Linked DNA regions of Homo sapiens: region 2 is linked to region 1. Evidence: read pairs that join two places in POLR2A ChIA-PET (ENCODE). Cell type or tissue: endothelial cell of umbilical vein. All regions are shown on one strand. Region 1 overlaps ADAM17 (ADAM metallopeptidase domain 17). Region 2 overlaps LOC105373418 (a long non-coding RNA gene).

The links. ChIA-PET counts read pairs that join two places held together with the same protein. Peaks named below come from ENCODE experiments on the same cell type or tissue, not always from the same donor. Only the 100,000 strongest peaks of a DNase experiment are listed, where the experiment ranks them.
Region 2: POLR2A ChIA-PET joins it to region 1 with 6 read pairs; 2 of 35 experiments call an interaction of 5 or more read pairs at or near these places.

Annotation. Positions count from the first base shown.
Region 1 is chr2:9,537,593-9,541,592 of GRCh38, reverse strand. All of the region lies in intron 2 of ADAM17 (ADAM metallopeptidase domain 17), which reads left to right. Among named protein-coding and RNA genes, the nearest start is that of ADAM17, 16 kb to the left of the region's middle. In endothelial cell of umbilical vein, no CTCF peak of the experiment used is centred here; DNase peaks (open chromatin) are centred at 1,822 and 3,272; H3K27ac peaks cover 592 bases.
Region 2 is chr2:9,649,200-9,653,199 of GRCh38, reverse strand. All of the region lies in intron 3 of LOC105373418 (a long non-coding RNA gene), which reads right to left. Among named protein-coding and RNA genes, the nearest start is that of YWHAQ, 20 kb to the right of the region's middle. RefSeq lists enhancers at 2,307-2,888, 3,620-4,000. In endothelial cell of umbilical vein, no CTCF peak of the experiment used is centred here; no DNase peak of the experiment used is centred here; H3K27me3 peaks cover 337 bases.

The DNA of each region.
Region 1 (4,000 bases):
TTTTGTTTTGTTTTGTTTTTTGTTTTTTGAGACAGAGTTTTTGCTCTTGTCGCCCAGACTGGAGTGCAATGGCACGATCTTAGCTCACTGAAGCCTCCACCTCTCGGGTTCAAGCAGTTCTCCTGCCTCAGCTTCCCGAGTAGCTGGGATTACAGGAGCCCACTGCCATGCTCAGCTAATTTTTGTATTTTTAGTAGAGATGAGGTTTCACCATGTTGGCCAGGATGGTCTTGAACTCCTGACCTCAGGTGATCCACCTGCCTCAGGCTCCCAATGTGATGGGATTACAGGTGTGAGCCACCGTGCCCGACCCAAAATATTTTAATGCATGTTTTTTGCCTATAGGTCTCTGTGTGTGTATAGGTGATATAGATAGCATATTTACCTCATTTTAAACAGCTGCATAAATATTCCTATTGCATAGAATTGTAACAACATACTGACTAATACACTACAGATGGATATTGTTTAACCAAAGTGATTTTTTTAATACAACAAACAGTGCTCTAGTGAGTATCTTTGTAAATGTGTACCTTGATGAGGTGTTTTTATAGGATATATTCCTGGAAGGAGAATTACTGGGTCAAGGATATGTATACTATGTTTATTGATATTGCTCTTTCCTCCCAAAGAGATTTGACAAATTTATTCTTCCAGCAGCAATATATGAGTTTACCTGTTTCCTGTTATCTTTGCCAATAGTAGGTTTATCAGCCTTTAACTGTCACCCCTCTAAAGGGCATGGCATTTTATAGTTGTTTTGATTTTCATTTTGTGTGACATTGAGCATCTTTTTATATATTTGTAAGTAATTTGTTTTATATTTCTGTAAACTGCCTTTTTATCTCTTTTGACTATTTTTCTATTGAATTTGTCTTTCTAACTACTGAATTGTAGCAGTGCTTAGTATATTAAGGAGATTGGTTCATTGTCATGTGGTTATTTTAGGCAAATTTTTAATGCAAATTAATTTTTCCTAGCTATTGCAATTATCCTTAGGTTATTTTTTAATGACTTCTTTTTATTCGATTTTATGTCAGAATATTATAGTATTGGTTATTAGCTTTCAACTTACACCAAATTTGAGCAGATTGGTAATATTAATAGCTACAGTTAATCAGGTACTTATTTTCTGTAATTTACTGGCATTTTACATAAGTTATCTCTAAAAGTGATTCCTTTTTTGAAGGAACAAAAAAAAAAAAATTAAGGCTTAGACAGCTTAGTAACTTGCCCAAGATTACTCAGCTAGTAAATGACAGATACAAGATTTGAACAAAGGTTGGACTCCAAAACTTGTGTTATTTCTGCTATACTGGTGGAGAGTTTGGTGAAGAAGTGGATATAGTAGCAAGAAATAAGTAGGAGCGAAGGAAGAGTGAGGAAACTATAAAATGAAAAGAACTCAAAGTTTAGCTTTTTGGGTTTCTTTGGATTTGAAGTGGCCTGTAGAATCCGTATTCTAGAGGCAAAAACTTCCATAGCCTTACATATTTCTCTTTCAAGTTTCGTAGATGACATTGATTCCCTAAGAAAATATTAAATCGTAGCCACTTGTTATCTTTTCTCTGTGTAAGAAAGCAGGGAAGTATGTAATTTATTTTACAAAGTTTCCATACTAAATATTTAATGGGAAATTTATCTAACAGTCTATGGAATTTTATACCAGGTGTTTTAAAATAGGTTATTTCCTTTAATCCCCAAAACCGTTCAGTTATTAGGTGATATTATTTCCATTTGTAGATAAATACTTAGGATTCAAAGATTGAGGCCAAGGTCGGACAGTGAGTAAATGAAAGTAGGACTTAAGCCAAGTTTGTCAGACTCCAAAGCCCATACCCTTTCTTTTCTATCATATTGCGTCATTAAAGTTTAAAACAAGAACAAAAACAAAGATAGCTGAAGTAATCAGTTTGTATCAGGGCTGAATTAACTCTATGAAACCCCTCATTACTTGATGGTAAATGAGAAGATTCCGTTTTTCGATAGCAGTGGAAGGCAAAGTAATTTAAACCAAGATCATTGCATTAAATTTGGATGTAACTATTAGAGGTTGAAAAAGCATAGAAACACTGAGAGGTTGTATGAAGAGTTGAAGTAACTTAAGAAAAAAAGAAACTTGTTTAAAATTTGCCTTACAAGTTTCATTTCCTTTTTGTTATAAATCAAGAAATTATCAGCTAGGCGTGGTGACTCACACATGTAATCCCAGCACTTTGGGAGGCCGAGCTGGATGGATCATGAGGTCATGAGGTCAGGAGATCGAGACCATCCTGGCTAACACGGTGAAACCCCGTCTCTACTAAAAATACAAAAAATTAGCCAGGCGTGGTAGCAGGCGCCTGTAGTCCCAGCTATTTGGGAGGCTGAGGCAGGGGAATGGCGTGAACCCAGGAGGTGGAGCTTGCAGTTAGCCGAGATTGCGCCACTGCACTCCAGCCTGGGCGACAGAGTGAGACTCCGTCTCAAAAAAAAAAAAAAATCAAGAAATTATCTTATTTTTAAATAACGAAAAAGCTGCGGAGTATATACTGTTTTGATACTTTTTTGATGTTGCCTGAATTTTTTTGGAAAAAGTTAAATGTTTCTCCTAAAAGTGAAATATATCAGATTACTTGAGAAGGTCTAGAACTGATAAAGAAATGAAAGTGATATACCTGACTAAATGGACCATTAAAAATGGTTAGGGTAATAATGTTAATTCAAACTGGTTAGCTGGTCTTTAGTTACTGTAAATTCTTAAGTCAAAAGTCAGAAAGATAAAACGTTAAAGAAATCTGTAAGAAAATGACTTCACATAATTTTGGGAGGATAAAGTAAAAGAAATTTTGACATTCTGTTGGACGTTTTATAACTCAAAAGCTAATATTGGAAAATCAAAAAACATGAATTTTATAATCGCTTGGTCTTTATCTTTAGAAAAGATTCTTAATGTAGCAAATGAAAAATGCAATTCCACTGATTTCTTTCTGAAAAGAACATTAAGTAATGTTGCAACTCTTAGCTTTAAAACAAAATAATAAGACATTTATAATAAGTATGCTTTTGAAAGTTCTCAGCATAACTGGAGGGAAAAATCATAACTGAGAATGTGTGGGAAGATATGTTTTAGGATAGCAGAAGAAAATGTTCCAAGGATTTACGAAATAATGTTCTATTGTCTTTTCCCTTTGACCATTAAAAAACCACAAGCAAACTAAAATTACCTTGTTATGCTCAAAAAGTTAAAAATATTTGTTGCCATGGAGATAGTCCCAGTCTAGATTTCTTTCCGGTAGTTTAAAGACTTTTGCAATCCCATGGGGAAGTAATATATTTTCAGTACAACAGCTGACAAAATTTGTTTCTGTGGGTGAGATGAATAATATACCTTTCTTTGTCTTTGGTGTTCATGGACACATTGAAAGACTATAAATAATACTTGAGAAAGTCTTGCTCACCACTCCTAGTTTTCATGTAAGGATGGAAAGTCATAGAAAACAAAAAGAATAGTAAGCCAATTAAAGAACTGGACTGAAACTCAACAAAAAGAATAGTAAGCCCACTAAAGAACTGAAGTGTATACCCCCTCCCCTCTCCTCCCCTCCCTTCCCCTCCCCTCCCTTCCCCTCCCTTCCCCTTCCCTTCCCCTCTCTTCCCCCTCCCCTTCCCCTCTCCTCCCCCTCTCCTCCCCTCTCCTCCCCCTCTCCTCCCCTCCCCTCCCCTCCCCTCCCCTCTTTTCCTGTCTTCTGGTGCCAATGGAGTCTATATTCTAATGTCTGTCTTAGATACCTTGTATTTATTTTCCTAACTGTAATTGTGGGTTACTTTTTTGCAAGATATGTTGTTTTGAGGAGGAAAAAAAGCACGAGTACTTTTTTTTTTTCTTATTTTGAGCGGGAGTCTCGCGCTGTCAACCAGGCTGGCGATCTCGGCTCACAGCAGGCTCCGCCTCCCGGGTTCACTCCATTCTCCTGCCTCAGCCTCCCAAGTAGCTGGGACTATAGGCACCCGCCACCAT
Region 2 (4,000 bases), 110 kb before region 1:
TGCAGTCTGGCTGACTGCTTGTTACTATAACATTTTGAATACAGACTGTTCCCTACATCTCTGTTTTTGTAGAGCCTTGTCTTCAAGTCAGAGTTCATTAAATTCTGCTGACTTCCCAGAGCACCTACTATGTGCTGGGCCCCAGATATACAAGAATAGTAGGCTAGGTCCCTACCTAGTGACAGCTCATAGCAGGCTCAGTTCTTGGTGGTTTTTGGAGCCTGTGGAGGGTGAAGCATCATACGCTCCCAAACTGCTTCAAAACTTAAAAATAATAGAACCCATAATGTACCCTCTAAGTCTCCAAATCTTGCTAAGTAATTGCTAACCTTGCTAAGTAATTGCTAAGGCTTTTTCTTTTCTTTTCTTTTCCTTCTTTTTTTTTTGGCTCACTAGACAGGACACGAGATATGTATATTTCATTTTTATCCCTAGACTGTATCACCAACTTCTGGAGAACAGAGGCTGTGTTTAATTACCTATATTCCTGGCATAGGGCCTAGCACTGGCCACCTGCTGAGCAGTACGGACTCAGTGTTTGCTGAATATACTGAGCATCCAGAATGAACTCTGCACTGTGCTCCTGAATGAAAGAGTGAATGGATGGGTGCATGGATGGATGGGGCACTAGTTGGAGGGTGGAAGGATGGATGGATGGATGGATAGATAGGTCGATGAGTGAATGGATGAATAGGTGGATGGGTGATTGGGTGGATGGATGGATGGGGGTATGCATGGTGTGAGGTTGGATAGATGGATGGATAGATGGATGAGTAGATGGATGAATAGGTGGATGGGTGGATGGATGGATGAATGGATGGATAGATGGATGAGTGGATGGATGAATAGGTGGATAGGTGGATGGATGGATGGATGAATGGATGGATGGATGGATGGATGGATGGATGGATGGATGGTTAGATGGATGAGTGGATGGATGAATAGGTGGATGGGTGGATGGGTGGATGGGTGGATGGATGATGGAAGGATGGATGAATGGATGGATGGATGGATGGATGGAGAGTAAGTCACTGCATCAAGATACAGATGCACAAGTTGGGAAACAGGAGGAAAGTTTAATCAAGAACTATTCACGAAGCGGAGGAAAATGTTTATGGCAATCAGTAATGGATGCAGTTCCCTGGGGTAAGAAACAGAAGGAGCAGTTACCACCCCTAGTCCTGAGGGACAAAGGGAAAAAAATAATGACCAGAACCCAAAGAGAGGAACTGACCAGAGAGGAAGCATCAGGGAGAGGGAAGTAGGCAGGTCACACATACAATGTGTGGCCTTTTCCTACTGACTTTTTTCTTTTCTTTTTTTTTTTTTTGATTATACTTTAAGTTCTAGGGTACATGTGCACAATGTGCAGGTTTGTTACATATATATACACGTGCCATGTTGGTGTGCTGCACCCATTAAGTCATCATTTACATTAGGTATATCTCCTAATGCTATCCCTCCCCGCTCCCCCGACCCCACAACAGGCCCTGGTGTGTGATGTTCCCCACTGTGTCCAAATGTTCTTATTGTTCAATTCCCACCTATGAGTGAGAACATGCGGTGTTTGGTTTTCTGTCCTTGCGACAGTTTGGTCAAGATGATGATTTCCAGCTTCATCCATGTCCCTACAAAGAACATGAACTCACCCCTTTTTATGGCTGCATAGTGTTCCATGGTGTATATGAGACACATTTTCTTAATCCAGTCTATCATTGATGGACATTTGGTTTGGTTCCAAGTCTTCGCTATTGTGAATAGTGCCGCAATAAACATACAAGTGTATGTGTCTTTATAGCAGCATGATTTATAATCCTCTGGGTATGTACCCAGTAATGGGATGGCTGGGTCAAATGGTATTTCTAGTTCTAGATCCTTGAGGAATCGCCACACTGTCTTCCACAATGGTTGAACTAGTTTACAGTCCCACCAACAGTGTAAAAGTGTTCCTATTTCTCCACATCCTCTCCAGCACCTGTTGTTTCCTGACTTTTTAATGTTTGCCATTCTAACTGGTGTGAGATGGTATCTCATTGTGGTTTTGACTTGCACCTCTCTGATGGCCAGTGATGATGAGCATTTTTTCATGTGTCTGTTGGCTGCATAAATGTCTTCTTTTGAGAAGTGTCTGCCCATATCCTTTGCCCACTTTTTGATGGGGTTGTTTGATTTTTTTCTTGTACATTTGTTTATTTGTAGATTCTGGATATTAGCCCTTTGCCCACTGACTTTTTTCGTGTAGCATAATGTCTTCAAGGTTTATGCATGTTGCATTTTATTTCCTTTGTTGTCTAATAGCATTCCATCCTGTCGATCTTGTTTATCTGGAATGCATTATGGATGCTGCTATGAGCATTTGTGTGCAAGTTTTTGTGTGTACATATGTTTTCATTTCTCTTGGAAATATATGCAGCGGTGGAATGGCAGGGTCATGTGGTAACTCTGTTTAGCCTTTTGAGGAACTGCTAGACAATTTTCCAGCCACTGTTAAGTGTCTGCCCCAGTTAACATTCTCACCAGCAGCACACAAGGGCTCCAGTGCCTCCACATCCTCATCAACACATTATGATCTGTCTTTTTGATATGTAGCTGTCTTTTGATGCATCCTAGTGGGTGTGAAGTGGTGTCTCATTGTAGGTTTCATTTGCATTTCCCTGAGAGCTAATGGCAAACATAGTTTTGCCTTGTTACTTCATCTGCAGCAGTGTCAGTAAAAGACAGTGTGTTAGGTTTGGAGGGAACTTGGATGTCACTGCTCCAACTTTGTCATTTTCTAGATGGGAAAACGAAGGCTCAGAGCAGACCAGGGGCTTGCCCACATTCACGCAATCAGTCAGGGGAAACCCTGGGGGTAGGGCTCAGGTTTTCTGACCCTTAGACTGTGACTTCTTTCTCTGTCATCTGGATCAGAGGACAGGTGCTATGCCCCTCCAGTGCTGTCCCCACCCTTCTTCACCCTGCACTACGCCCAGAGAGGCTGGGGCATACCAGCTACATCAATGCATCCCTTGCCCTCTAGTTTCTTTCTTTCTTTCTTTCTTTTTTTTTTTTTTGAGATGGAGTCTCACTCTCTCTCCTGGGCTGGAGTGCAGTGGTGTGATCTCAACTCACTGCAACCTCCATCTCCCAGGTTCAAGTGATTCACCTGCCTCAGCTTCCCGAGTAATTGGGACTACAGGTGCGCACCACCATGCCCAGTTACTTTTTGTATTTTTAGTAGAGATGGGGTTTCACCATGTTGGCCAGGCTGGTCTCGAACTCCTGACCTCAGATGATCCACCCACCTGGGCCTCCCAAAGTGCTGGGATTACAGGTGTGAGCCACCGTGCCTGGCCCTGGTTTCTTTCTTTTTTTTTTTTTTCTTTTTCTTTTCCTTTTTTTTGAGGCGGAGTCTCGCTCTGTTGCCCAGGCTGGAGTGCAGTGGCACCATCTCAGCTCACTGCAACCTCCACCTGCCAAGCTCAGCACCAGCACACCCTGCTAATTTTTGTATTTTTTGTAGAGACAGAGTTTCACCATGTTGCCCAGGCTGGACTTGAACTCTTGGCCTCCCAAAGCGCTGGGATTACAGGAATGAACCACGGCACCCGGCCGCCCTCTAGTTTCTTATGGGGTTCAGCCAGTGGAAGGCACCAGCTAGAGACTGGCATGCAGGAAGTGCTGAGGCTGTGTGACCTGGTTCCCTTGAGGGTGGACCAAAGAGTGAAGACAGGCTGGGAGGGAGACTTGGTCAGGTGAGCAGCCAGCCAGCAGGAGCCTCTTTCAGAGGAAGATGTGGGTTTATTTATCTCTCTTGCTCTCTCTTATGCAGAAAGCTCTTCACTGCTGCTCAGCCCTGGAGAGGGGGAGGAGGGGCAAAGCTCCCCCGAACCCCACACCCCCTCGCAAGTGATTGCTAATATTTATCATGTGTTTGCCAAGTGCCAGGACAATAGCAAACACCTCAAAGGCATTAGCTCATTTTATATTTGCAGGAACCCTAGGAGGCAAGTCCAGTTTC